Linked DNA regions of Homo sapiens: region 2 is linked to region 1. A link is a loop called in an ENCODE intact Hi-C map of the cell type or tissue named here. Cell type or tissue: prostate gland. All regions are shown on one strand. Each heading gives the region's core, and the rest is flanking DNA. Links, peaks and the distances in the headings are about the cores only. Region 1 has its middle 45 kb from the start of LINC00930. Region 2 has its middle 13 kb from the start of FAM174B.

Region 1 (15,501 bases), core at 3,090-11,089:
TTTCCAATTGCTTCACTAGAATGTAAACCTTACTGGGCAGGTTTTTGTCTGTTTTGCTTACTGTTTTATCTAGTGCTTAGAACAGTGCCTGATACATGGTGGGTGTATTAGTCTGTTCTCACACTCCTATGAAGAAACACCTGAGACTGGGTAATTTATGAAGGAAACAGGTTTAATTGACTCACAGTTCTGCATGGCTGGTGAAGTCTCAGGAAACTTACAATCATGGCGGAAGGGGAAGCAAACATGTCCTTCTTCACAAGGCAGCAGGAGAGAGAAGTGGAGAGTGAGGGGGGAGCCCTTATAAAACCATCAGATCCCATGAGAACTGACCCACTCATGAGAACAGCATGGGGGTAACCACCCCCATGATTCAATTACCTTCCACGGGGTCCCTCCCGTGACGTGGGGATTATGGGAACTACAATTCAAGATGAGATTTGGGTGGGCACACAGCCAAACCATATCAGTGAGTGTGAATAAATATGGAATGAATGAATCGATTTTGCAACTTAACTTCCTCCATAGGAAAGAAGAGGAAATGAGGTGAATGAAGAGGCATAATACGGATTTGAGAATGTGAGCCTCTGCCTCCTTCTAGAGACTTTAGGCAAGTCACTTAATTTCTTTGAGCTTGCTTCCTCATCTGTAAAATGAAAATTATAATACCTGCCTTGAAGGATTGTCGTTAGGATTAATTAGGGTGTCCCTGGCACATAGTCTGCACACAATAATGTTAATTCAGGAGCTGTGAAATTTGGCCCAGGGATCTTCTCCACTTATGGCTGTCTGTGTGAAAACCATATCCATGTTTCTCTCACTGAGCATTTTTAAATGTCATGTTTTTAGTTTAATAGTAAAATATTATAGATACAAATTTTGGAACATCTGGATGATGACCTTGTAACTACGTTGGGCTATGAGTTTTGAGAGCTCATCTTTACAATGTTTTTTCGCATGTGAAAGCCAGCAATCAATGTTGATAGTCTATGAATAAAAGTTTTACAGAAATTCACTAGAGAAAAGTAGTGGAAGGAACAAGTCATGTTGTATAACATTGGTGGCATAAGCCTGCTGAGCTCAGAAAGAACCTGCACTATAATAGACAGACTCATGCACATTTCAAGAGGGAATTTGGTTTCAGCCAAATAATGCAGTCTGTATGGTCCATCATGTTGAGTTAATGTTATTTTGAATTTTATTGCGCTTCTGTAAGAGTCCTTTGCATGCAGAGTTTATACCTGGTTTGATGTTTGTAATATTTAGGAGTGTAACAGAGTTCCACCAGAAAAACAGAAACCATTCTAAATATTTAGGAAAAAAAAAGGCAATTCAACACTAGGAAGTGGTTACACAGGTGGTGAGATTGCTGATGGCGAGACACTCAGGAGACTGCCAATAGGAGGAAGCCACCTCACCCCTAGGCTGGAGGGACAAACACAAAGCCCGGAAGCTGGGGTCATAATGAAGGGCCTGTCTGGGAGAGCTAGAGCCTTGCAGGAGATGTAGCTGTCTCCAGAGGAACTGCCTGAGGCTGGCAGAGATGGGGAGAAATACTCCAGCTTCTCCCATCCCCCTGCTCTCCACTTCTTTAATAATGCCTCCATTGGCTTAATCCAGCAGAAGCCAGCCGATGTGAAGACTGGGAAATGCAGCCTGCAGGGATCAGACCCTCTCTGCTGCACACATGTGTGCATGCACACACATTCACACATACACAACACCCTGGTGATACAGAACAGAGCAGAGACAGGCTGAAGAATGCACCTGTGTGCAGACTCACCAAAGTCCAGTACATGGTGATTACATAGACAGGTGGTTGGTCCTCCAACATCCATATTTCTCCATCCAACTCTGTAGCAGCTGCTTGGTTGGGTGGGCATGGCACACCTCCAGCTGCAGGGATAGGCTATGATTGGCTTAGATGCCTAGACCAAGCAGGGGGACCCTGCTCCTCCTTGCCATAGTGATTGGTTATGTAAGTGTTGGCCTAAGATGATCACCTCCAGACATTGCTCAGCCCTCAGTGACTGGTTTAGGGGTAGGCAACAGGGTTCTGCCTCATGGATATGAGCAAAAACAAGCCCAGAGCCCCCTAGTGCTCCTAGCAGCCATTGTGTGGCAGGGACAGGACAAGCTGGAAAGGGGAGCACGGTGCTGAGTCACAGAAAAGGGAGCTAAAAACTTATCTGCACCGTCCTGATAGCTAATACATCCCAGGGGTGCTCATTTGTTTGAACCCGAATATCCTGCCCCTCTTTTTTTCAAGCCAGTGTTGAGTTTTTGATTGCAACTAACACAATAATAAAAATAGGTCAACACTAGGGGAGTCCAAAAGAAAAAAAATGCATTTCAAAGGGGACACATATATTATTCAAGCTCGAGAAACACTAATAACTCCTCCACAGCTCCACATCTTGTTTCCCCACTAAGGATGACCGCAAATACTGCACAAAGCATGGGACGTATTTCCTGGAGTCCTTTGGAGGCCAAGCTGAGGAGCTTGTGAGGCTTCTGCAGCAGCTCCAAGAGGCACCCCTGCTTTCAAACCAGAAGTAGACATATGTTTGGTGAAGTGAGAGCCTTCTGGAAAGCTGTGGGTGGACACAGCAAAATGCATGCAGAGTCTGGGCTCTACTTTAGTAATATGGGCCAAAACTGGGGCCAAAACAAGTGGAAAATGAGTTTCTGCTACCATGTGGCCATTCTCTTTTTAGGTGAAGAAATCAATCGCTCAGAACAGGTTAAAGAAACTGACTTAATAGCGGGTGAAGCTGATGTTAAATCTACTGGCTAGAATGTCAGCCCTGAAATTCCTAAAAAGAAAAGTCCTGTTGAAACAACTCCCTCGTACCACGCAAAGCAATATGTCCTGTAATTCCTGGTGGAAACCGCTAGGCTCAGCAAGAGATTAGGGAAGGCGAGTGGGTCTAAGCATTTCTGAAGCTTCTTTCCTCTGTTGGTGTTTGGTGGTAAAGGATTCTAAACTCTGAAGATTCTGAATAGTGTCCTTTGGATTTCTGCAGACTGATCAGCCTGCGTCCTTTGTCTCCTCCTGAGTTAACTTGTGGCCAGAGGTCAACATGGTGCAGGAGAAGTTAGAGTGCACACTCCCCAGTCCCTCTGATCCTCTAAGGCTTGTCTGCCAGTGAGAATGGAGGATGTGTGTTAGAATCACTGCTACAGACTGGACAGGCTGGACTACTGCTAAGAGTTGCTATTTCTGAATCCTTAAAGGGTTGGCATGACCCAGCTGGGTTTCACTTCAGTCCCTTCAGAAGAGTAGGCACAAGTGTTCCACTCTTCCCTGATCGGGGTGCTGGGAGTTTTCTTGGGAGCAGAGACTGAAGTTTGGCAGGACAGGGGAGCAGAGAGGTGAGGCTGATGTTTCCCTGGTGCAGGCACTGTGGGGAGAGTTTTTCATGGAGTACCTTCAGTGTTAGCCTCAGAGATTTGGGGTCTCCTGGACTTTATGGTAGTGAATTTGCCTTTGACCTGTCCAGAGCACTTTCCACTGGGAAGTTTTGCATTTGGAGCTATCTCTGAAACCTCCATCATCCCACAACATTTGATTTTTGTCGTTCAGGGAGCGATTTTAGGGCAACCTGGTTGATGCTTCCATTAGATGTGGTATCAGCTAGACTTAGTTTTCTTCTTTCTGGTGGTGGTGGGCACAGCAGGTAAACTGGGGATGTGACTGGGAAAAGGATACAGGACTTTTACAGGACTTCCAAGCAGCAAAGTTTTCAGTCTCTTCTTTGGCTCCGTGTCTGAGTTCCCAACACATTGTCCTGGTGTTTCTGCTTGGATTCTCAAACAATTCCTTAGTCTCTCTTTGAGCATGGAGTCATCTCATTTCTGAGGCTTAGGAAAAATTTATTGACTATATGAAGGGCTTTTCAGAAGGTCTCAGATAACAGGGGGATATCTTAATCTGCTCACTTCACACAGACTGACCAGTACTCTTCACATCATTCCGAATGAGGTTTTGAACTGACCATGATAACCAGCAACTCAGTCATGATGTGGGGATGGTCAGTACTTGATTGTCACTGGAGGCACTGGAGGCAAGAGCCTTCAGGTTGTGCTGCTACCACATCAGGAGAGACAGACTTTCCGTTCTGTGGTATGGTTACTTCAGTAAAACTGTGCAGTGTGATAATATTTCTGAACTCCCAAGCTTTATGTTTTTTACCCTCCTTGTATCTCTTCTTAACTCTTTCCACCACTGAGGTGGCCAGACCTTTCTGGGTCTTTTGCCCCAGGGGTGTGGACAGGGTTTAAAGCCAGATAAAGAGGAACTCCCTGGATTTTAGCCTCCCAAAGCTGAAGCCCATAGTGAAAGCCTGCTAGTGAACAAAGCGTTTTGGAGGAAGATAAGAAAGAGTAAGGCTTATCCTACCTAGTCTAGAGAATATGTGGTTGGGCTCAGGGAAGGAAGGAGAGATGAAGGGAAATCCAGATTGTCTAGGGATCCTGCTCCTGTGCCCTTCTTCCTGCTGAGGAAGCAGTATGTTAGCCAGTTCTCGCATTGCTATAAAGAAATAACCTGAGACTGGGTGATGTATAAAGAAAAGAGGTTTAATTGGCTCATTGTTCCATGGGCTGTACAAGAAGCATGGAAGCACCTGCTTAGAAATTTCTTTGGCCAGACACCCTAAATCATTTTTCTCAAGTTCAAAGTTTCACAAATCTCTAGGGCAGGGGCAAAATGCCACCAGTCTCTTCGCTAAAACATAACAGAAGTCACCTTTGCTTTAGCTCCCAACAAGTTCCTTATTTCCATCTGAGACCACCACAGCCTGGACCTTATTGTCCATATCACTATCAGCATTTTTGTCAAAGCCATCCAACAAGTCTCTAGGAAGCTCCAAATTTTCCCACGTTTTCCTTTCTTCTTCTGAGCCTTCCAAAGTGTTCCAAACTTCTGCCTGTTACTCAGTTCCAAAGTCACTTACACATTTTCGGGTATCTTTTCTTCAATGCCACTCTTTACTGGTACTAACTTAATGTATTAGTTCATTTTCACTCTGCTGATAAAGACATACTGGGCAATTTACAAAAGAAAGAGAGGTTTAATGGACTTACAGTTCCATGTGGCTGGGGAGGTCTAACAATCATGACAGAAGGCAAGGAGGAGCAAGTCACTTCTTACATGGATGGCAGCATGCAAAGAGAGAGAGAGAGTTTGTGTAGGGGAACTCCTCTTTTTAAAACCATCAGATCTCGTGAGACTTATTCACTGTCATGAGAACAGCATGGGAAAGATCCACCCCCATGATTCAATTACCTCCCACTGGTCCCTCCCACAACACATGGAAATTCAAGATGAGATTTGGTTGGGGACACAGCCAAACCATATCACCCATTCATAAGAAACCATCCCTGTGATCTAATCACCTCCCATCACGTCCCACCTCCAACATTGGGGATTAAAATTCAACATGAGATTTGGGTGAGGACACAAGTCCAAACTATAACAGCCAGAGAGGTTGGAGGGGGAATGGTTGCACAGAGCCCATGAAGATATGCAGCTTTAGGGAGATGTCCATGCTCCACTGGCACAGGGAGGACCAGAGGGATTCCAGTGCTCCCAAACTTGGCTTGAAAGGAGTACAGAAAGTTGCAGGGCCAACAGCATTAGATACCAGCAAGAGGGGTGTATCCATGAGCACTTGGAAGGACAGATGTCTGAGAGACAGACAGAATGTAGCATGAATCAGGGATGTTTGTAGGAACAAATGACTTAGGTTGATAGCAAGGACTTCTCTTCTTTTCCCTCTGTTTTGCCACCCACCCATCAGGTACCTTGCCCAGGAGTCCCATAGAATGTTGAGTCTACACTGCCCAAAGCCAAAGCTAGGGATACCCTCAAATGGCGTTGAACCTGGGCTACCTCAGCTGCTAGTATAGTTCCATGTGGTTGTGGAAACTTCATAAAAATGCCTCTTATGGGTGGTCAAGTGCCAAGATGATGCATTTCCCTGGGCTGATTCAGCCCTATGTTCAGTGTGTGGCTTACCATGAAGGGCACAGGCTGAATTTCAGCTCCTACAGAAGCTCTCAGCTGAACAGGGCTTAACCTGTGCAGCCAAATGTGGAGGCCCTGTTTAGACTGAGGTTCAAACCCTCCAGGTGACTTTAGATCACCTATAGCTGTGTAGAAACAAGCTTTTCTCACCCAATAAGAGAGAGAAATTCAGTGATGTGTTAGCAGTACCCTGGGCTAGACATCAGAAGATTCACTTCTGGGAAATGCCATTTGTTCTCCATGTGAATCAGCATTGAAACTTGGAACCTCAGTTTCCTCATATGTTAAATGGAGGAGAAGAGCTCCTGCTTTTCCTTGCACAGCTGTAGTTTGGGTCAAATTCAGAGATATCCAGGAGGCTGTTTCGGGAGTGATGACTAGGGCTGAGCCACTAAAGTTCAAGAAGTCATGGAAGGAGGTGAGATGATGGTGTGAGTCCTTTTTTTTTTTTAAGGGGTCTTGCTCTGTTGCCCAGGCTGGAGTGCAGTGGCGTGATCTCGGCTCACTGCAACCTCCACCTCCCAGGTTCAAGTGATTCTCCTGCCGCAGCCTCATTTTTCGTATTTTTAATAGAGATGGGGTTTTGCTATGTTGGCCAGGCTGGTCTCAAACTCCTAACCTCAAGTGATCTGCCTGCCTTGGCCTCCTAAAGTGCTGGGATTATAGGTGTGAGCCACTGCGCCCAGCCAGTATGAGCACTTTTGAGCAAGATGTAAAGGTCAGGGGCCAAGGAACCTGTTTTTGTGGTAGGCTGAGTCTGCAGTTGGAGAGCAAGTGCAGGAGGAGGGGCCCTGGGCTGCACAGTGACCCAGGAGCTGGCCCAGGAGGGGCCTACAGGGTGTCCTTCAGAGCACTGTGAGTGGGAGGTAAGATTTTGCTGGGGCAGATGAAGTCTGGGTCCACCACCATTTGGTATAAATGGGCCCAATTTGGGCCGTGTGGCTTGCCACATGCAACTCTAATGTTAGAGAGCTGAGTCAGGAGCCTGACTGTGGCAGTCCAGGTCCAATCAGGAGACAGAAACTACACAGCAGATCAAAGAGAGAAAGTCTAATATAAAGAATGGTTATGACAAAGGAGTAACTTATAAGCAAATTTGTCACGGCTCCCTGTGACTAAGGGCGCCTACCCGAGGAAGGAAAAACTTGCTAGGGGTTAGGACTTCAGAGGTGAAGGAGTGGGAAGCAATGGAGTCTTCTTGTTTGGTCTGGAGTTGCTGGATAAGAAACGGGCCTCCGTCTGAAGTGCAGAGAAGGGAGCAGCAGTGGCTGGGTGTGCACACAGAGACCAGGCACTAGTGGGCTGGAACTTTTGGAACATGTGACCCACGCATGGGCTTTGGTTTCCATGTTAAGGGGGCTGCAGAAAAGTGATCGTCCATCCAGCAAGGCTGCAGAGTCACAGAGGGACTTCAGGTGGGTGGAAGAGTGGGGAGAGGCAAGGACACAAGTTCACCAGATGCCCTCACACCACCTCCAGCTGGTACTGGAAACAGCAGGAGAGCCAGTTTCTCCTGCAGTGCTCCCTGCTGAGGAGGCTGACCTCATGTTTACTATAAAAAACACCATGTACCTGGCACTCACCCAGGCTAAGTTCCACTAGCTGCCTGCCTGGCTGTTTTATAAAACCCTAAATGAAACAATCTTTAAAAAATGATGAGCTATCTCTTTCAGGTTACAATTTATTTTATATAATTTTGTTATTTTAGAAAAACATCCCAAGGTAATGTAAATCAGTCCAACCATTGTGGAAGACAGTGTGGCAATTCCTCAAAGATCTAGAAGCAGAAGTACCATTTGACCCAGCAATCCCATTACTGGCTACATATCCAAAGGAATATAAATCATTCTATTACAAAGATAAATGCATGCATATCTTTGCAGTGGTATTCATAGTAGCAAAGATATAGAATCAAACCAAATGCCCATCAGCGATAGACTGGATAAAGAAAATGTGGCACATATATACCATGGAATACTATGCAGCCATAAAAAAGAACAAGATCATGTCCTTTTCAGGGACAAGGATGGAGCTGGAAGCTGTCATCCTCAGCAAACTAACACAGGAACAGAAAACCAAATACCACATGTTCTCACTTATAAGTGGAGCTGAACGATGAGAACACATGAGTGCATGGCGGGGGGAACAACACACACTGTGGCCTGTTGGGGGTGGGGTTGGCAGAAGTTAGAGCATCAGGAAGAATAGCTAATGCATGCTGGGCTTAATACCTAGATGATGGGTTGATCTGTGCAGCAAACCACAATAGCACATGTTTACCTACGTAACAAACTTGCATATCCTACACATGTACCCAGGAATTTAAAATAAAAGTTGAAGAAAAAAATTAAATTAAAAATTCTTAAAAAAAATTCTCAAGGTTACATATGCACACACATATACATAAATTGACCAGAAAAAAGCGTGACAGTATAGGTTAAGGGAGCAAACTAGACCACAGACTATTATGATCCAAACTTTGTTCAACATAAGTCATTGTCAGTATATACATATAGCCAAATACCTGGAAAGATGCATAAAGAAATGTTGACCTGTTTTTTCTCTAGTAGTGTGGATAATTTGTTATTCTTTGAGCTCATCTGTGTTTTCCAATTTTCTACAATAAACTTGGTTTACTTGTGCATTAAAAATAGAAGAAAGAAGAAAGAGAGAAAGAGAAAGGAAGGAATGAAGGGAGGAAGGAAGGAAAGAATGAAGAAAGAAAGGAAGAAAGAAAGAAAGGAAGGAAGGAAGGGAGGAAGGATGGGAGGAAGGAAGGAAAGAATGAAGAAAGAAAGGAAGAAAGAAAGAAAAGAAGGAAGAAAGAAAAGAAGGAAAGAAAGAAGAAAGGAAGGAAGGGGAAGAAGGAAGGAAGGAGGGATGGAGGGAAAAAGGAAGGAAGGGCAGGAGGAAAGGGAGGGAGGAAGAGAGGGAGGAAGAAAGAAAAGGAAGGAAGGAAATAAGAAAGGCAAGGAAGGAAGGAAGGAAAGGGAGGAAAGAAGGGGGAAGGAAGGGAGGAAGGAAAGGCAGGGGGAAGGAGAACGACCTTGAGCTAACCCGGACAAAATGAAATGTGAAGATGTACAGAAGTGCTCAGCGTGGGTGAGCAACTAACACATCTTAGTTCCCCCGGGACCTTTGCTTTGCCAGGTGGAGTGAGAGCTGCCACATTCTCCTTCTTAGGCTCTGCCACCTGTGACCTCAGAGGCATGTTCTGGCCCTCAAGCTGCTTTTTGAGGATAGCTGTGGCCTTGGACGATCCTAAAGCTGCAAAACCATTCAGCAGCTGGGTGGACGGGAGGTCAGAACTCAGTTTGTTTGGCCTGGCTAAGTAGGTTATACTTTTATTAGACATTAACCTAGAAAAAAGCCGCAACCTGGGGAAAGATTTCTATTTAGAGCCAGGAAACTAGGCCACTTCTAAGATCAGTGACCTACATTTTCTGCTATAGAAATTTAAGATGAAATAGCGGTTGTTGCCATGCATGTGGGCGCTGAAACTCCATCAAAGGGCAGGGAGACAAGAAGGGGAGGAAGAAAGGGAGGCAGGCAGGGAATTTTAAAGAGCCGCCGTATTTGAAATCTTTTAAAACCAAGCCAACAATATTTAATAATGGAAGAAAAATGAGTATCCCAGCTGTGTATTTGTTTTCCTGGAAGAGCAATGTCTGCTAACTGGTAGCTCCTTCAGCAGGTAAAAAATCCATTTTATTCTGAGGCCTGTTAAAAAATGACATCTCCCCCAGGCCCCTGCCAGCCGTCCACAAAGACAAATCTTGGTGTCTCACGCTGGCTGCCAGCTGTCTGCTTTTTGTTATAGACTTCTGAGAAACTGTTTGCTTGATCTCATTGATCTGGGCTCTTTAGACTGGACCCTGTGGAGCCTCTAAGGTTAATGGGCTCTTGGGGCCTGAATTCCCATGAATCTTGGTGGTTGGGGGGAGTGGTTGTCTAGAAAAAGAAAAACAAAATGACAATAATGTATAGTGCTTTCTTATAATCCATAGCAGCCACATTGTGGAGTTGGATGGGTCAGGACCAACATTTAGGTTGTAACAACCAGATAGAAGGCTCCCAGGCCTGTGATCATTTCATTCTTCTTCAATTCATACTGGATTCTCTGTGATGTTTGTAATGTGGACACAAAGAGACCATTGCACCCATATCTGTGGTAGAATTTCTAATATTCCCCAATATCTAGCTCTCCTCTAATTCTGGTTCATCGAGCCTTGGAATTTCCCATGTCAGTGGTTCCGGTCATTGTATGCAGCAGAAGTAACTTGACAGGCATAGCATTAAATGCTGATGCTGGGTCCCTTAGCCCCCACTTTTCTGCATACCCAACAGGCTTATGGGAGAAGCCAAAATAATGGGAAGGTATAGCCCCTGTCCTTTGGGTCTCAGAGTGAGGATGACGTGGAGCCAACTCTCCTCATCCCCAACCCTGCTTGGGCAGGTAGCATTAGTGAGAAATAGTCCTTTGTTATTTTAAGTCACTGAAACACGGAGGTGGCTTGGAAGCCTGTCCTGACTCATGCAGTATCATATTAACTCGTTCTTGGAACCAGTTACTGGCTTTGCCAATCAACTAAAAAACCAAAACAAAGAAAAAAACAAAAGAAATAAATGAATGCCTAACGTGTGCTGTGCTTATTGCTGGAGACAGTAGGGATATAACGTTCACTGCCTCTGGGGTCACATGGCCTCCTCTTTTGTGTGTGTGTGTTTTCCACGAGTAAACCAAGTTTATTGTAGAAAATTGGAAAACACAGATGAGCTCAAAGAATAACAAATTATCCACACTAGTAGAGAAAAAACAGGTCAACATTTCTTTATGCATCTTTCCTTGCCTTTCTCTTAAAAGAACACTTGTCATTGAATTTAGGGTCCATCGGGACAACCCAGGATAATCTCATCTCAAGATCCTCAACTTAATTACATCTGCAAAGACCCTTTTTCCAAATAAGGTCATATTCACAGGTTCTCAGTGGACATATCTTTCAGGGGTCACTGTTGAATCCACTACATGAACACTTTCCCAGTGCCAGCTACTAGGCCAGGCAGTTTAACTTTTCACCTAACTTACTCTCCTGTTAAATCTCCAAAGTAGGTATTATCGTGTTCATTTTAAAGACCACGAAACTGAGTTTCAGGGAAGTGAAAAAAACATGTCCTAGGTTACACAAAGGTGGGAGCCAGGAGTTACACCTAGGTCTTATTCCTAAACTGGGGGATTTCATATATCAGTACATCTCTCCAAATGGATGTCATCTTCTTCAAACCACTGTTGCTTAAAAGATTTCTGGAACTCCTCTGCTTCAGAACCACTTCACAAGCCATGCAAGAAAAGCCTGCCTGCTTGCATTACTATCATCACAATTTGAATGTATTTGGTTTTAGGCAGCTTTATTTTCACATGATGTAGCTCACAGATTAAATTCTGCTTACAGTGAACAGGCCACAGCATTTGACGAATCAAAGCCTACGGCTTCCTCAAAGCACTAATTACTCAAAAGCCTATTAACCTGTTTAAACCCAGCCAAAGGCTTTGATATCCAATGGAGAGGCCTAGGTAGAGATAAGACCATTTGAAATGCCCCAGTACAAGGTGGGTGGTCCCCTGGTGTGACCTTTCTACTATGTTCCATGATGTCTGGAATGCATCTAGATATGGCCTGTTAGCCAAACATACATGAGTGGAGTCTGTATGTGTGTCTGTGTGCACACAATATGTCTTTCTTTTCTCCATAAATCCAGTCTGAGTTATCATGCACTACTGACTCCATCCCCAACAGCCACCTCCTGTCTCCTTTGCTAGAAATGCCTCCTCCCCTTTCTTTGCTAGAGGCTACATGACATCTAGAGTTGTGAAGCCAGCTCTACTGGTGGGGAAACAATTGCTGACCTGGAGATTCAGAACAGAATGATGAAAAATAGCTGTGATTTAACCAGCTGTGCCTGGAACATCCTACCTCTGGACTCAATGCAGGATCATCAATGCCTTTATCTGAATTTTGTGCTACCTACTCCAACAGCATCCTGTCTGATAACAGGAATTATAACAACAATAATGTAACATTCGGCCAGGCGCGGTGGCTCACGCCTGTAATCCCAGCACTTTGGGAGGCCGAGGCGGGCAGATCACGAGGTCAGGAGATCGAGACCATCCTGGCTAACACGGTGAAACCCCGTCTCTACTAAAAAATACAAAATAAATAAATAAATAAATAAATAAATAATTAGCCGGGCATGGCGGCAGGCGCCTGTAGTCCCAGCTACTCAGGAGGCTGAGGCAGGAGAATGGCATGAACTCGGGAGGCGGAGCTTGCAGTGAGCCGAGATCACGCCACTGAACTCTAGCCTGGGCAACAGAGGGAGACTCCATCTCAAAAAAAAAAAAAAAAAAAGTAACATTTGAGTATGTAGTATACGCTAGAAACTCTTCATAGATGATCACATTTAATTTTCACAACAATACTATGACACAGGTATTATTATTTCCATTTTACAGATGAGGAAACCAAGGTGAAGAGAGGGTACATAATGTACCCAAGGGCACATAGTGTAACAGAGGCAGGATTTGAACTCAGAGATATGTGCTTAACCCCTACACTAGGCTGGCTCTCATTGAATAACCATCCTGAAGCTATCCTCATAGGGTTAACAAGAATTCCAGACAGAAATATATTTATAATTAAGCTCGAATCAGGCTGCAATTTGACCCACTTGCTTGTAACTAGATACTGACCATTTGCTTCCCTGTTGTTCCTATAGACAGGATTTCTGAGACTAGAATCATAAGACTTGTTTTAGATAAATAGGATTTCTGATCTTACATTCATAAGGCTTTTGCATAAGAATTGCTTAAGATGTGTTTTGAGATCCAGAATTCCAGTGAAATAGCTGACACCAACTAGTTTGAAGACCCCATAGAGGAGTGGAATCAGCATGAGAATAGAGCTTCTTCATCTCCCTGTCCCGTGACTTCATCCTGTACTCTTCAACCAATCACAGTTCGTGGACCTATCTCCACACTTCCGGCCACTCCAAAACACTTAAAAATCCTAACCCCAAACTCCACGGGGAGATGGATTGGAGGTTTACTCACAGCTCCTCATTCGGAGGCCCTGCGGTTAAACCTCTTTCTCTGCTGCAACCTGGTGTCTGGCCATGGTATTGCCATGGTATTTACTTGCCATGCATATCAGGCAACAGACCTATTATGGTTACAGTCTGGGAATCCTTCTCCCCGACTTCCCTTTGTCATTTTGTATTACTCTGCTCTCCTCTACCCCTTCTTAGATCACTGATTATATTAGTCCATGTTCACACTGTTATAAAGAACTACCTGAGCCTGGGTTATTTACAAAGAAAAGAGTTTTGACTCACAGTTCTGCGTGGCTGGGGAGGCCTCAGGAAACTTACAATCATCATGGTAAAAGGTGAAGGGGAAGCAAGACAGGTCTTACATGATGGCAGGAGAGAGAAAGAGGGGTGGAGGGGAAGTGCCACACTTTTAAACCATCAGATCTTGTGAGAACTTACTCACTATCACTATAACAGCATGGGGGAAACTGCCCCCCGTGATCCAATCACCTCCCACCAGGTCCCTCCCTTGACATATGGGGATTGCAATTTCAGATGAGATTTGGGTGGGGACACAGAGCTAAGCCATATCACTGCTCTAGCCTAGGGACATGCCAAGTGTCCAAGGAGACCTTCATTCAGTGTTCAGTCTGCCAAACCATTTTTCTGCTAATATTAACCACCTTCTTGGTAAATGAGTGAGGGAACAGGAAGCCTTATCTTACCACCTGTTTTGTCAGTTCTTCCTGAAATGGATAAGCTATTTCCACTGGGTAAGTAACCTCAGTTCTTAGGCCCTTGGGCACAGAATAGATGTTTTCTCCTTGGAAGGAGGACATCAAATTTATTATCTGAGAGGAAGGAATGCTTGGAATCTCTTCCTTCTTTTGAAGTACTGGATTAAGAAGGATCCTTACTCTGATCAGCTAGTCATGCCTGCAGAGGGCTTGGGTGAGATGGAGGGTAGGGTGTGTGCTATGTGTTTGCCATTCTTGCCATGGCAAATAAAGAGACATTAAACTCAACAGAGAAAGGGACTTTATTTCTAGATTGAGTGACAGTGGAGGGTTATACCTTTAAGTTAACTTTGCTTTGAATATCACCCCACGAGTGAAAAAGAAAAAGTGTGATATAAATGGCAAGGAAGAAGCACCTGTGCGAGGTGGTTTTCCAAATCTCTTGGCATCCTAATTACAGGGTTAAATTGGTGGAGAAGCCCTGTTCCCATAGGTTAAAAGTAAATTTTAAATTAGTCCAAATTAAATGGCCACAGATTCATGGTCAAATGGTTTTCATTTAATGAGATTTTACTATCTAGCATCTGTATCTATAAAAGTTATTTTTAAAAATTTTATTTATTTATTTTCAGATGGAGTCTGGCTCTGTCGCCCAGGCTGGAGTGCAGTGGTGCAATCTCAGCTCACTGCAACTTCCGCCTCCCAGGCTCAAGTGATTCTCCTGCCTCAGCCTCCTGAGTAGCTGGGATTACAGGCATGCGCCACCATATCTGGCTAATCATTGTGTTTTTAGTAGAGATGGGGTTTCACCATGTTGGCCAGGCTGGTCTCAAGCTCCTGACCTCAGGTGATCTGCCCACCTTGGTCTCCCAATGTGCTGGGATTACAGGCGTGAGACACCGCACCTGGCCTATATTTATAAATGTTATTTTTAAATGAATGCATTCTGTGAGTAGAGGCTTAGAAGAAAAATGGATCAATAGTTTAGCTCAGTCATTGGATTTCAATAGAAATCCTCTCCAACTCCTGCCTGTATTGCTGTTCCCAGTTCTCGGTGCCATCTTTGAAGCTGTCTTTGTTTTACTTGTTGTGGTCATGGGGAGTTACTGGCTCCTTTGTTCACAGGAATCTGAGACTCACTGTGATCATTCCTGGGGGAACAGCTTCATCAGAAGCTAGTCTGGAGAAACTCCAAGAATGTGGTGTACTTCAGTGTCCTGAAAGTGTGCCTCTTGATGGGGGTGGGTGGGCCGGCCACTGGAGGTTGGGTGGTTCTCCCAAGCCTCGCAACAGTGTGCTCTTAATGAATTACAACTGCTCCCATTTTGTTGCCATCAGGTTTTAGGGTACTTGTCAAAGAAGCCCCCCCAGTGCCCCGCAAGGCTTGTCCAAAAAAAAAAAAACAAAACAAAAACAAACAAAAACACTCCAACCTGTTTTTCTATTTCCTTCTTTGGTTCCCTTTTTGCTCAAAGGATCTTGGCAAGATTATGAAATAACTGGTACTTTTCTTTCCAGGCTTTCTTTGCTGCATTCTATTTGCTCTCTGTGCAAACTCCCCAAAAAATCTATGGGGAGCTTTCCTTTTCTGAGCATTTCCTATGATTCAGGCCTGTCTGGGCAATTTATATTCATATTAGCACTCAT
Region 2 (15,501 bases), core at 5,130-13,129, 140 kb before region 1:
CATGGCAGATACCTAAGCTATTCAAGAAACTCTACCAAAGAATAAAACAATACAGAAATGTCCTCAGAAACATGGAAAGGGATTCAAAGAAGCAACTTATGAAAGTAGAAACTGTAGGAAATCGAAATATTCCAGCCCCAAACTTGCCACTCTGGCATATCGGTTATTTTTATTTATTTAATTTATTTTTTGAGACGGAGTCTCACTCTGTTGCCCAGGCTGGAGTGCAGTGGCGCAATCTTGGCTCACTGCAACCTCCGCCCTCTGAGTTCAAGTGATTCTCCTGCTTTGGCCTCCCAAGTAGCTGGGATTACAGGCGCCTGCCACTGCACCCGGCTAATTTTTGAATTTTTAGTAGAGACGGGGTTTCACCATCTTGGCCAGGCTGGTCTTGAACTCTTGACCTCGTGATCCACCCGCCTCAGCCTCCCAAAGTGCTGGGATTACAGGCGTGAGCCACTGCACCCAGCCTGGTTATTTTGAATTAAAGGCACTTTGAAAAACAGCACAAGCAAGAATGACACTCTGATCCTTCTTTTTCTCCCCGAAAGTGGGAGCCAAAACTGCTTAGTGAAAGGGGCCCCCTCTGTACCAGGAGGAAGAAAGACCTTCTTAAAACCAGAGATGAGGAGTTGAGGCCAAGAGAAATCTGCACAACCCAACCTTGTTAAACTGGCGTTTATCTTCCCAGTGACAGCTCCACCACTAACTGCCCTGGCCCAGGCTCCTTTGTCTTGTCATGTTCTCACAATATACTGCTCTTTGTCCAGCCTAGTATGTAAGTGTTAGCCTCTAACTGCTTCTTTGGGTCTTCATTTTGCTTGTGGGGACTCTCATACACATGTAAAAATTACTAAATAAAATTTGTGGCCGGGTGCAGTGGCTCACACCTGTAATCCCAGCACTCTGGGAGGGTGGGGCGGGCAGATCACCTGAGGCTGGGAGTTCGAGACCAGCCTAACCAACAAGGAGAAACCCCATCTCTACTAAAAATACAAAATTAGCTGGGCATGGTGGTGCATGACTGTAATCCCAGCTACTCAGGAGGCTGAGGCAGGAGAATCGCTTGAACCTGGGAGGCGGAGGTTGCGGTGAGCCGAGATCGCACCATTGCACTCCAGCCTGGGCAACAAAAGCGAAACTCTGTCTCAAAGAAAATAAATAAATAAATAAATAAAATTTGTATTTTTCTCCTGTTAATCTGTCTTATGACAATTTAATTCTTGGGCCCAGCCAGAAACACTAAGAAGGTAGAGAAGAAATTTTATCTCCATGACAAAACCAAAAAGGCTACCATGAGCACATGCTCCAAATCGTTAGTAATACTGTTCAAGAACGGCAAGTTAAACAAGAAAGAGCTGACACTTAGACCTGTTAGAATGCCAAAATTAGACAGTTGGATTATGCCACCTGTTATTGGGAGTGTGTAGGGACATAAGGAATCATGTGCTGCTGGTGGGAAGGTTGACCTGTGCAGCGGCTTTGGAGGCCAACCTGGTGGTCTTAACCAAATTAAGGTCATATCCTATGACCTGCTGATGTTGGTCATATACGTTGGTCTCTTTGACTGCCAATATGTATGAAATTGGCTCTATTTCTCTGGAGAAACTTGACTAATATCGATATGAAGGGGCAGGGTGGGAGAGGGATAGGAAGAGAGACTGAGGTTCGTTTTAAGGAACTGGCTCACGTGATTGTTGGGGCTGACAGACTGAAATCTGTGGGGTGGGCAGACGGGCTGGAAATTTGGGCAAGAGTTGATGTTATAGTCTTTGGTTTGAGGTTGGAAACTCAGGTATAATTCCTATGTTGCAATCTGGAGGCAGAATTGCTCTTTGAGGGGCCTCTGTCTTTGTTCTTAAGGCATTCAACTGATTGGGTGAGGCCCACCCACATCATAAAGAGTAATCTGCTTTATTCAGAGTCTCCTGATTGTGGCTGGGCGCGGTGGCTTACACATGTAATCCCAGCACTTTGGGAGGCTGAGGTGGGCTGATCACCTGAGGTCAGGAGTTTGAGACCAGCCTGGCCGACATGATGAAACCCTGTCTCTACTACAAATACAAAAAAATTAGCTGGGCATGGTGGCTCATGCCTGTGGTCCCAACTACTTGGGAGGCTGAGGCAGGAGAATTGCTTGAACCCCAGAGGCAGAGGTTGCAGTGAGCCAAGATTGCACCACTGCACTCCAGCCTGGGCGAAAGAGTGAGACTCTGTCTCAAAAAAAAAAAAAAAAAAAAAAAAAAAGTCTACTGATTGTAAATGTTATTTGTATCTAAAAAATAACTTCACAGCAATATCTAAACTGCAGTTTGATCAAACAACTAGGTATTACAGACTAGCCAAGTTGACACATAAGATTAACCCATTATAGTATCTGCTAGAGGCTGAATTGTATCTATTCAAAATTCATATGTTGAAGTCCTAACTCCCAGTACTTCAGAATGTAGCCATATATGGAGATAATGTGTTTAAAGAGGTAATTAAGTGAAAATGAGGACATTAGGGTGGGCCCTAACCCAATATGAGTGACGTTCTCATAAGAAAAGGTGATCAGCACACAGACACACACAGAGGGAAGACCACAGGAAGCCACTGGAGAAGGCAGCCATCTGCAAACCAAGGAGCGAGGCCTCCAAAGGAACCAACCCTATAAAACCTTGATCTCAGACTTTTAGCTTCCAGAACTGAGGGAATAAGTTTCTGTAGTTAAAGCCACCCAGTCGGTAGCACATTGTTATGGTAGCCCCAGAAAATGAACACAATATCCTACACAACTGATGTTTTATGTAGCACAGCTGGGAGGAGGTGAGGACGATGAAACCCAGTGTCTCAGAACCCTTGGGTTCCCTGTGCCCTCAGGGGTCCAGGCAGCGGTAACTCTACCTCTGCCAGGGAGGAGGGCTCACAGTGTGGGGTTCTGTGAATCTTGGCTGAATGGAAAGCTTCCTCCTACCTACCCACCAGGTGTTGGGAACCTGGGCTCAGAGAGTTCTGGGGGTCCTAGGCTTAGGGCTGCGGGAGCCTCCCTGTCTCTCTGCAGTGTGAGAAGCCTCTCTTCATTGAGAAAGTTGGAGCTAAGAGCTTTTCCCGAACTCCAAAGCTGACCTTAGGTGGGGGTGGGGGCAAGCGAACCCTGCCCTCCTCACCCATGTTTCCAGCATCAGCCCTGAAGTCCTCTGATTAATTTCATGTGGGTAAACAGGCATGGCAGATGTGTGTGTTTGAAGCCATCAGTCATTCTCTCTTTGTTAAAATCAAATATAAAATGAGCTTGCTTCATTACAGCTAGCTGAAAAGTGCACAGGAAACACATGCCTCCTTTTCACTTGTCCTGGAATGGAGCGAGTATGATTCTTTCTCCTCTGGTCCCTGAAAGGGGCTTGTCTCAGGGCAGTCCTTGGGACCCATCACCCCCTGGCTTCAGCCTAGGCCCCTCAGGGAGCTTCTCCCATCTCCTTGGTGCATCCTGAAGCTAAACATTCAGAAATCTAGAGAAGTTTCAGGAAGACCTTGTTTGGTTGAAAGGAGGTTATGGGCTGAGCTTTAAAAACAACAAAAACAAATTCTTCTTTTCAGTTAGGCCCAGGAACCCCTCCTGAAGACAAACAGGAACTTTAAAGGCAGTATCGAACATGCACTGAATGCCCAGTCGGGCAGGGAGCAGTGGCTGTGCCTACCAGACATTTCTGATCTCGTTTAATCTGTGCAGCATCTAGTGGCGACAGCGTTATCCTCTCCATTTTACAGCAAGGAGCCCAAGGCTCATCAAGTTTAAATGTCCCAGGTGGGGCAGTGCCTGGGTCAGAATTCTCAGCCAGGTCTGACCCCAAGCCCTGCGGGTGCTTTATCCTCTACCTTCAGCTGATAACGCACTGAAGGCAAGAATCACAGAACCACTGAAAATTAGGGACAGATAGGACTACAGACCTCAGGGAATCGAGGAAACTGAGGCCCAGGGGAGGTGGAAGTGGGAGCGGGAGGGGAGGGCAGATGGTGAAATGACAGGACCAAGAACCCATGTCCATAAATCACCAAATAGCCTCTGCCCTTAGTGACAAAGCAGATCCGGAGCCCGGGGAAGTGTCCTGTCCTCTAGCCCCGAGTCTCCAACCTCTGGCAGCCTGTGTGTCTGACAATCTCTGTCTGATTCTGATCTGTAGCCAGCACGAGTGTTCCAGACCACCAGGGAAAAGATCATTGAGGATTGACAGCTACAATAGAGTTATTTTTTACCATCTCTTAATTAGGTGTAAAATAAAACTAGGCATAAACTGTTTATGCTTCAAGCTCTTATGCACCTATAAAACCAAAAACAAATTTACAAATTGAAAGCAGAAGAGAGTACATAGGCACATCTAAACGACATTATTTTGATGGGACTTATGATGAGCTGTACTAAAAATAAATGCCTATTGTTGGCTTAATAATGAAAAGATGCAGCCTTGGGTCTAGTTTTATATCTATTGCTGTATTTTGACTTTAATAATATCCATGCAAAGACTGTCTCTTATTAGAATGAGGCACACATGGTATTTAACGTCAAGGCTGTATTTGCTACTGCTGGACAATCAGGCACTATATGGCCCTTGATAAATGTGTACATGGCTCACATTCACTTAAGGATATAATTAGCATTATAGCTTTATTAAAATCTACCTCAACTGGGGTTTCTCTTCCCATTTTTTTTGGAATGGGAGAAGAAAATATCTTAGTAAATGTATATTTACTACTCACTGCTAATGAACTGCTGCAAACACTTACGTTTTGACAGGATGCACAAACTGCATCTGTTTCTGCAGCTAATTTGAGACTAACAACTACTTGCTGGTCATTTGGAGTCTGTTTTGCTTCAATTGCTTTGTGCCATGGGAGGATTTGGTTCCCTGCTTGGTCCTTCTATCTGAACTAATTCGAAATCTGTATGTGTGCATTGCCTTTACACAACTCAAAGATCAGCTAGGTGTGGTGGCTCACGCCTGTAGTTCTAGCTACTCAGGAGGCTGAGGAGGGAGGATGGCTTGAGTCTGGGAGTTCGAGGCTGCAGTGAGCTATGATCATAACACCGCACTTCAGCCTGAGTGACAGTGAGAGCCCTGTCTCACAAAGCAAACAAATGAAAACCCCTCAAATACCGAATTTTGTAGGGGCACTCAAATCTTGCAGTCTTTTATAAAGGGGCAACCAGTTAATGACAATAGTAATATTTTTAGATTATTAGCAAATTGAAAATGCAAAGAAAAAAAATCCTCATACAGAACTGGCGGGTCCCTGAGAACATGTCTGTGGACTCCAGTTTGAGAAACACTGGCTAGAAAATGGAACCATCTGTCCCCTTAAGGAAGACACAGATGAAGTGACCTCTTTTTCATTTCTTCAACTTCCTGGGGGAATATCAAGCTGTGAAGGCTCTGAAGGGATAGGCAAGCTGTGAAAAGCTGTTAGGAACTTGGGGACAGGCCAGGAATGGTTAGGGAGCTGAGAATTCTCCAGTTCCTGCCCTGAAGACAAAGTGAAGGGAACAGAGGGTATTAAACACTTGCGGTTGACAATAGCTAGAGTAGGGATAACTTTGGAAAGACCCAGTACAGCAATTAAGAGGTAAAGAGCCACAACCCAGTGCCCTAAGGCAGAAGTTCTCAACTGGCTGCCTATTAGACTCCTCAGGGGAGCCCTTTAAACGTGCTGATGCATGGATCCATCAAAGATTTGAATTAATTGGCCTGGAGTTGAGCATCAGTGTTTGTAAGGTCCTCCAGGGGATTCTAATGTGCAACCAAGGTGGCTGATCCCTGTCCTAAGGGAAGCCTTCTCTGTGGTATAATTACATTTAAGGCCACCTGTATTAATTTGTTTAATGGGGAGAAGGGAACAAACCCTTATTGAATGCACTGTGCTAACTCTTTAAAAAAAGTGAATATAAATAGCAGCTAACATTTATTGAAAGCTTGTTATATGCCTGGCATTGTGTTAAGCACTTCATATGCTTTTTTTTTTTTTTTTTGAGATGGAGTCTCCCTCTGTTGTCCAGGCTGGAGTGCGGTGGCGCGATCTCGGCTCACTGCAAGCTCCGCCTCCCGGGTTCACGCCATTCTCCTGCCTCAGCCTCTCGAGTAGCTGGGACTACAGGCGCCCGCCACCATGCCCGGCTAATTTTTTGTATTTTTAGTAGAGACGGGGTTTCACCGTGTTAGCCAGGATGGTCTCGATCTCCTGACCTCGTGATCTGCCCGCCTCGGCCTCCCAAAGTGCTGGGATTACAGGCGTGAGCCACCGCGCCCAGCCCCTACATGCATTTAATCTTTACAACATTCTTACGAAATTGGTATTATGTCCATTTTACAAATGAGGAAACAGAGGCCGAGACCAAGAAATTTGCCTTCAATCATTCAGTAACAAACAAATATACAAATGAAAATAATAACTTGCCTAAGGTCATACAGCGAGGGGATGGGATCCGAACCACGGCCTTTAGTTCCTCCACTGCCTCCACACTACCTCAATAATGCGTTCAGCACCTATTTATTGAGTATGGGCTATATAAGTGCCTGACACCAGGATAGGTGTTGGGGACACGAAGATGATCAAAGTAAGCTTTCTGCTGCCTCCAATCTTATCAGAAAGACAGCTAACTCCAAAACAATGTGATCTGTGCTATTAGAGTTGCCCTTGTTTGCCCCGGACTCTCCTAGTTTTAGCACTGAAAGTCTCACATTCTGGGCAACTTCTTCATTCCTGCCTGGACTGGGACAGCTGGTCCACCTTAACTGTCCTAGAGGAATGTGTGTGGGCAGGGGTGAATTTGTATGGGGTGGTGGGGGATTGTGCAGAAGAGATTAGCAAAATCTTCACAAAGGAGCTTATGTCTTGTTTGTAGAATGATTAGGAGGAGTTCTTTAAGCAAAAAATGGAGAGGAGAGGGTTAAGGAAGAGCATTCCTGGTGGAAGAACCAGGGAGCAGTTTAGGCAAAGGCTCGGATGGAAGGAGTTTAGTAAAGTTAAGAGTTTGGGGTGCTGGGAGGTAAGGGTTAGATGAAGCTAGGAGTTTAGTGAATTTAGAGTTTGGGGTGCTGGGAGGTAAGGGTAGATGAAGCTAGGAGTTTAGTGAATTTAGAGTTTGGGGTGCTGGGAGGTAAGGGTAGATGAAGCTAGGAGTTTAGTGAATTTAGAGTTTGGGGTGCTGGGAGGTGGGGGTGGGGAAGCTGGGCCCATACTAAGGAATTAGGACTCTACTGGCAGAGTTTAAACCCCATAAGGGTTTTCAGCAAGGGAGTATTATGCTTGATTTTGCATTTGGACAGATCACTCTGATTACGATGTTAGGGTGGGAATTCTCCTGAAGAGAGGAGCCTGGAGTCTTGGAGAACGGTTGGAAGGATGTTATAATACAGGTGACACATGAGGACAGGAAAGAACAACAATAAGAAACATAATATGTAATGTTTATTGATGACTTAATACGTACCAGTTATTATGCTAAGTTCTCTACATGTGCTATCTCATTTAATCCTAATGATAAGTGAGCTGCTATCTTTATGCCCATATTACAGGTGAGGAAATTGAGACTTAAGGTTTAATTTAGTGCAAGTTACACTGAGAGTAAATGGCAAAGCCAAGATTCCAGCTCTTGCCTTCTGACTTTAAATACGTGCACTCAACTCCTGTTGCTTGCTATAAACTACGGCAGTAGGTACTTATCCATTCAGTCCAGCAACATTTATTGAGCACTTACTGTGTGCCAGATACATTTCTGGTTGATGAAGAAATAGCCAATGAACAAAACAGACACAACTCCTGATTTGATGGACATTACGTGTGTGTGTGTGTGTGTGTGTGTTTTGAGAGACGTATAAACAAACAAGTTACACTAACTTACTCGTGGTTGGATTTGGACTGTTTCTGGAGAGAAGAGGAAGGACTTAGTAATGGGGGGATTGTAGGGGGACCCCTAGGTTCCTGCCTCCGCCAAGTGCAGTGTGGTGGCCAGCAGAGCGTAGGAGCTCTGGAGGTAGGGCAGGTTTTGGGGAACGATGAAGAATCTTGTGTGGGACATGCTGGGTACCTGAGAACCCAGGGAGAGGGGCCAGAGTGAGAAAAGAACTCAGCAGGAAGCCCTGGGGACTGAGTTAAAAGGGAGAGGAGCCAGCTCCCGAGAGAGGGGACAGAGAGGTCAGAGGGAAGATAGAAAACTGGAGACCTCCAAGGCAGGAAGCCCTGGCATCATCAAATGCCACTTAGAGGTTCAGGGAGGGCAAAAGGGAGACACACAAAGTTGTAGGCTCTCCCCTCCCGCTCCCCCTCCCTCCCTCCCATTCCCCCTCCCGTTCCCCCTCCCTCCCTCCCTCCCTCCCTCCCTTCCTTCCTTCCTTCCTTCCTTCCCCTCTCCTCTTCCCCTCTCTCTCTCTTTCTCTCTCCCTCTCTCCCTCTTGGTTTCTCTTTTCTTTTCTTTCTCAGTGAGAAACCAGAATGGGAAATATCTACTGGAGGGTGAAGATACAGGAGGAAGCAGAGGTAATGCGTGAAGCAGAGCCTCAGAGGAGGTGGAGGAGGGTTGAACTCAGGGCCAACGTGTGGGGGCTGGTCTCAAACAGGAGGGTGTATCCCTGAGGCTGGAGAGGAGTGAGAAAAAAATGGTCAGGAACGCAGAGCAGCGCCTCTCGGGAAGTGGCTGCCAACGTTACTTGTGAGGTGGAAATGTCCAAAGTGGGTCTAGGATGCATCAACACAGGGGTGAAGGTTTGGGCTCCACACTGTGGGGAACAGGAGAAACAGCCATCCACCCGGGGCCATCCCCAAACTGACCTTTTCTGTGTCCCTAACCCTCAGAGGCCCGAGCTCTGCCTGGGAATTAAAACACAAATTCCTGCAAACGTGAGGTCTAACTCCACTGTCACGGAGAGGCTGACGATGCCAGCTGTGGGAATTGCAGTGGGGACAGGTATGGAGAGGATGTTTCTGGACATGGGAGTGACTGCCACTTGGAGCTGCAGGCAGAAGCAACAGCTGGTGTGTTTTCCTGAGCAGGTTGGGGGATGGCTCAAAATCAATATTTACTTTACAAACAGCCATCCGGAGGGTGAACCGCCCTGCCTCTCACCCTCAGCTTTTCTGGGGAAAGATGTCTGTGGCCTGCTTAGCTCTGCCCTGCTGGTCTTCGCCTCTCGATCCAAAGCAACTTTGATGTGTATGGGAAAAGTACTGCACTGTGAAAGGAACTGTGGACAGATGGTCCACCTGAGCTCAAAGGTGGGGTCCCTCCACGTATGCACCTCAGGACTTTCCATCCTGTGGGAATCTCCTAAAAAGTTGCTCCATGGGTGGCACTCTCTGAGCAGCACGATTGGTGGGGAGGGCTCTGTCAGCAATATTATGTCGTCACTGACGTCTGCAGGCTCTCCTAGGGGACACTTCAGAAACTTTCATAGAAATATTTCTCTTTGGCAACAGCTCGCTGTTTCCATGGTTTGACGATACTAGCCAGCTGTAAAGTAGGCCAGCACGGGAGAGGGCGGCCCTGGGGACACGGGCTGCATGGCACGCTCATTTCCAACCCTGGGGCAAGTCAGATAACCTCATTAGGTCTCCATTTCCTAATCTTCAAAATGGAACAACAGTGTGAGCCTCAGTGGCCTGGTGTTGTGAGAATGAGGATTAAAGAACTGCAAATTTTTGAGTTTTTTTGGTGAATAATTGTGAAGTCTTTTGGAGGACATATTTCAGAAACAAATGAAATAATAAAGCAGACCTTAAATGTATTGATATAAATTTTGCATAGGTCCAGTAACCTTTTCTTTGCTACGCTTAGTGATCTACTGATTTAAAAAGAGTCCTCTCATATGATACTGACAGAACATTTTTAACCTATTTTTTTTTAACCAGCAATAAGTTTACATAGTTCAACATTCCAAATGCATGAAGGGATACAGTTACTATTCCCTTTCCTGCCCCTGTTCCAGCCATCCAGAGTTCCCCTGCCTAGGTAGGGTGACCAACTGGTCCTGCTTTGTCTAGGACTTTCTGTTTTAGCTCTGAAATGTCCTCATCCCAGGAGACTCCTGAAACCCCAGCAGACTGGGATGGTTGGTCACCCTCTGCCATAGGCAACCAACATTATGAGTCTGTCATGTGTCCTTCTGAAGATATTTTGACAACAGCAATGTTAGTATTAAAAAAAATCCTTTTAGGTAAAGAAATAAAATGTCTTTCTCATAAAACACTAATGCATGAGGCTGGGCATGGTGGCTCATGCCTGTAATCCTAGCACTTCAGGAGGCTGAGGCGAGTGGATCACCTGAGGTCAGGAGTTTGAGACTAGCCTGGCCAACATGGTGAAACCCCGTCTTTACTAAAAATACAACAATTAGTCGGGCGTGGTTGCGGGTGCCTGTAGTCCCAGCTACTTGGGAGGCTGAGGCAGGAGAATCGCTTGAACCCGGGAGGCGGAGGCTGCAGTGAGCCGAGATCACACCACTGCACTCCAGCCTGGGTGACAGAGCAAGACTCCGTCCCAAATACAAACAAACAAACAAAAAACCAAACTAATGCATGACATCAAGGGGATAAGGGAGCCCACAATAACATGGAGGCCCAAATCTTATCATCAAACATAATTGTTTTTCCCATAATTGTTCTTACGATTGTAATTTCCAGCTCCAGAATTGCTATCCTTCTGCAAAGGAAAACTCCCTCTCAGTCTTGGGAAAAAGACTCCTGTAAACGTTAACAATCTGTGGCCCCATTTCTCATAGCCGTGGTTGACCGTAGACTCCATTATCAATTTGTTTATAATTTATTTTTGTGGAGTTAAAAAAAGCATTTGTGTACTTGGGATTTGGATTTCATAAGTATGCTTATTTGGCAAGTTATCTTTTAGATTTCCCTGTGCAAATGTAACTGATTTGGGAAAGCCCCATTTCAGAGAAAGCATAACACAGCCCTTATCACGTGTGAACTGAGAAAGACATCGGAAAGCCTTTTCCAGGCTAAAAATAGACCTAGAACGAGGTGTATTTTAGCTTCGGGACTTTCGCAAACTTTCTGGCAAACTAGCACTTTATTGTTTATGTATAAGGGGCTGACGTTCCTTTTAAATGTTCTAGCTTCAGGCTATCTTACTTTTGTGCAAAAAAGGATGAATTATTTATAAAAAGAGGCAAAAATATCACATGATAACACCCTCGTTTCTGGCGGGGAGTAAAATGAGCTGCAGCTGGTGCTGTGTCAGCTCCACAGGCGAGGTGCAGAGAGCAAGCGGAGGATGGGCTTGATCCTCTGATCCCTTGAGAGGGCCTGATGTCTGAGATGCAGCCTGTCCCCCTCCAGGATGGAGGGAGAGACCTTTAATTCTCATTCTCTCTCTCACTCATCACTCATTTTCTCTCTCTCTCTTTTTCTGTCTCCCTCTCTCTGGCAAACTTGGGAAGGCAAAGTATGGAGACCTTTTATAAGCTCAAGTGTGCGCAGAAGCTGGTTTTATGGAATTATTTGTATACACTAATTCTGCCAGCCTCAGTTTCTTCATCTGTGACAGGAGGTGATAACCGTATTTTCTCCTTAGGCCTGATGTAAAGCGCCTGACGCTAAGTAAATGCTCAATAAATATTAGCTAGTATTCAAGCTTGCCTGGCTGCTCAGAGACACAGAGGGGCGGGGTGAGCGAGTGGGCTGAGGAAGGACTGGAGAATATAAAGGCAAGGGGCTGCATTACCTGAGGGTAGAGAGGTCAGCTGAGCTGACCGGCTCTTCCTGGTTTGTCTGGGACTAACCTGCTTTTAAAAACACAGTCCTGCATCCTTGGAAATCTCTCAGACCCAGGCAAAACCAGAGGGTTGGCCGCTGTCCTGAGTTAGGTTAGGATGAATTGTCCCTCGTTTATTTTTCCTCGGTCTCAACTGAATGCTGTGTTACTGTACCAGGGTTCCATCATGTGTGTGCACAGGCAGGGACAAGAGAGCCACCTGACACACCCTGTGTCGCTCTGCCTGACTCTGGCCACCCCACCTGTCTGTGTTGTGACACAGTATTGTAACAAAACTGCCAGGCCCAGGGTTCCCCTGCCTACTCTGCCTTCCACCCAGTGGGGTTGTGCGGAGCCTCCCAGCAGGCCCAGGAAAGGTGGGAGGAAATTGTGCAAAGACTTAAGACAAACGAGGGAAATCCAATTCCTTTTATTATGTGGATGATAACAACTGTGTGTAAAGGAGTCTGTCTGAGAAGTGGATTTGATCATGACATTTACTAGTATTTGGGGCCTGCGTTTTACACGAGTGCTTGCGGCCTGCACGCAGGAGGTTTCACTGGGGTTGCAGAGGGTTCTCCCACTACTCAGCTCTACTTTTCCAAACGTACTCTCTGATATTCCCAGCACCGTGGAGCGAGACGGGGTATTTCTAATGGAGCAATGCCTCACTGTCTTTGGAGACAACCCCAGTCTCGCTTAGGAGTTGGAAAGACTGAGCTCGGGGTCTGTGCCCTGGTGCTGGTCTGGCCCCAGACACTGTAGGACCCCGCAGGTCTTCATTTCCTTGCATGTCAACCGGGGAGGCTATGATGGGGTACAGAGGGTTGCTGTGAGGACTAATGAGACACATGTGAGGTGAGTGTGGCACACAGTGGGCATGCAGCCAACATGAGTTCTTGCATCTGAACGTCTCTAGCAATGATTGTGGAATATACTCAGGACGGATCCTCTACTCCTTCTCATCCTTTTCTCTTGGGTCTGGAAATTTTATTTACTAGTGATTAGCTCAACAGTCAACATGTCTTGTCTGCAAATCAGAATGGCTGTGCTTAAGGCTAAAGGCCACATGCAATATATTTATTCCTTTCCCGAAAGTGTCCAGCCCGTAACAGGGGCACAAAACGTATCTGTTGCTGTGGGAAGAAACCTTCCAGATGACGAGTGCTAGTGACGTCTAGGAAGAAATGAAAGATGGGCTGGAACACTCCGTGGGGTTGCTCGCTGGGTTTCTGGCTGAGTCGTCTTGGACTTCCCCTCCACTCCTTTGCTGTGGGTCCCCCTCAGGTAGATGTGTAGTCAGCAGCTTCTCCAAATTGGAACAGAAATAACTCTCCAAGGGCTGAAGGGGATTTCCTTACCAGGCCAGACCTTTCTTCCACTGCCCATGCACATGTGCCTCTCTCAGGTCCCTAAATTGACAAGCCTCTGTTTCCCCCTCTGTAAAATAGAGATGCTAATGCCTATTTCCCATAGGGTTGAAAGGTATGTGTGATTATGCCTGCAAAGCTCAATGCATGGTGGACGTTGTTATCTGGAATTTCCTTACCCCTCTTCAGTCTACCCTTAAAAATTATTTTCCCTACACTGTGTCAGCAGTATGGGGTGCAGCGGGAACTGAGAGTCTGCCTCTCACATTCTCCTTACGCATGCTCCAGAGTTTGATCTCTGGTCATCTTTGTAAGCCCTTTGCCTGAGGGTATGTTAAAAACAAAGGTGAGTCATGTCATATTCATTTTAGGAAATAAAATAGTTAAGATTAATATATGTACTGCATGTAAGAAAACTGCCAAATTAGTACATATTTATTACAGAGCCTAGAGTCTGTTGCAGTAAAGTCTGATGCAGTAAAGACAACACAAATGCCCCATGATCACACATCTAGCGATAATTGCTATTAACATGTTGTTATATTTCCGGGGCTGGGCACTGTGGCTCATGCCTGTAATCCCAGCACTTTGGGAGGCCTAAGTGGGCGGATCACTTGAGCCTAGAAATTCAAGACCAGCCTGGCCAACATGGTGAAAGCCCGTCTGTACTAAAAATACAAAAAATTAGCCAAGTGTGGTGGTGCGTGCCTGTAATCTCAGCTACCTGGGAGGCTGAGGCACGAGGATGGCTTGAACCTGGGAGGTGGAGGTAGCAATGAGCCACAATCGGCCACTGCACTCCAGCCTGGGCGACAGTGAGAGACTCCATCTCAAACCAAACCAAACCAAACCGAACCATGTTGGTATATTTTCTTCCAATATATTTTCTTGTGTCCTTCTGTTTTAAGTCAGCTGCTAGTCACAGAGAATGGAGAATGTCTGTCTTCCAAACAGTTAGGTTACTTCACTGAGACCTATTTCCTCTGGGCTACATATGTATAAAACAGCAAATAGGTGAGAGGTGTCCAAAGGGTGTTCCTGCTCTGAATTCCAAGGTGGTTTAGGCATTATTAACTCAGGGATCTGGTTTTGCTCCATAGCTGTTGTCTCCTGGAGGTGTCCCAGCCAGGGCATCAGAAACTCCCTCCCTCAGATATTGGTGAACCTTGAAGGCTGGAAAAGTGATTTATAGTTAAATGCCATTTCAGTGATCCTTCTTCATTGCTCTGATATTTTATTAATAATTAACATTTGCTGAGCACTTAACCATTGTTTAGATATTTTGCTAAGCATGTTCCAAGTATTAACTTATTTGGTCCTTGAAATACTCTCATGAGATAGGTTCTCTTATTAGCCCTATTTTACAGATGAGGAAACTGAGGCATAAGGTTTAAACAAGATCACACAGTTAGTGGTGTACTGGAATTAAATGACTTGTATTTATTGTGCATATATGAATGTATGTACAGTATATAGAAAATATGTATAAATTTCTCTCTTCTACCTATATGCCCATCTATCACCTCTCTATCGTTTATCTCTAACATCTATCTATCTATCTTTATATCTCTCTCATCAATATCTACCCACCTTGGCTGGGCATGGTGGCTCATCCCTGTAATCCCAGCACTTTGGGAGGCCAAGACAGGAGGATCACTTGAGTCCAGGAGTTCAAGACCAGCCTGGGCAACACAGCGAGACCCTGTCTTGTATTTATGTATTTATTTTTAAGAAACTATCTACTTCCTTTTTTGATCTAATTATTTCTGAAGAATTTTCCTCTGTGTTTGAAGTGGCCGTTTACTAGTTTTGGCTTTGGCTACCCGCATCCAGATGTCCTTATTGTGGTGGACTCCTCAGTGGTGTGATCCTTGGTGGAGGAGGACCCCTGCTCTTCCCGTTTGGAAGATGAAGAGGGTGGGATATGCCCTCTCCCCTTCTCGGACAGTGCCACGTGACTGGGGTAGCCAATCAGGTGCTGCGTTTTAGGACCTTTAATTTCAAGCCAGTGATGCAACTCACAGGAAGTTAAGGAGACACTCTTCCAGCCCCGGCGCCGTGGCTCACGCTTGTAATCCCAGCACTTTGGGAGGCCCAGGCGGGCAGATCACTTGAGGTCACGAGTTTGAGACCAGTCTGGCCAACATGGTGAAACCCTCTCTCTACCAAAAAATACAAAAAGTGGTGGCACGTGCCTGTAGTCCCAGCTACTCAGGAAGCTGATCTGAGGTGGGAGAATCGCTTGAACCTGGGAGGCAGAGGTTGCAGTGAGCCGAGATCCGAGATCACGCCACTGCACTCCAGCCTGGACAACAGAGTGAGTGAGACCTTGTCTCAAAAAAATAAAATAAAATAAAATAAATAAATAAATAAATAAATAAATAAATAAAAATT

Evidence for each region. Peaks named below come from ENCODE experiments on the same cell type or tissue, not always from the same donor. Only the 100,000 strongest peaks of a DNase experiment are listed, where the experiment ranks them.
Region 2: a loop joins it to region 1, with 4 times the contacts of the local background. A loop is called at or near these places in 4 of 110 quality-filtered maps.

The regions. Positions count from the first base shown.
Region 1 is chr15:92,519,412-92,534,912 of GRCh38, reverse strand. No RefSeq gene overlaps it. Among named protein-coding and RNA genes, the nearest start is that of LINC00930, 45 kb to the left of the region's middle. RefSeq lists an enhancer at 12,762-13,354. In prostate gland, for the core only: no CTCF peak of the experiment used is centred there; a DNase peak (open chromatin) is centred at 7,572; H3K27ac peaks cover 1,264 bases.
Region 2 is chr15:92,660,908-92,676,408 of GRCh38, reverse strand. No RefSeq gene overlaps it. Among named protein-coding and RNA genes, the nearest start is that of FAM174B, 13 kb to the right of the region's middle. RefSeq lists enhancers at 11,523-12,022, 12,510-12,559, 12,940-13,059. In prostate gland, for the core only: no CTCF peak of the experiment used is centred there; no DNase peak of the experiment used is centred there; H3K27ac peaks cover 465 bases.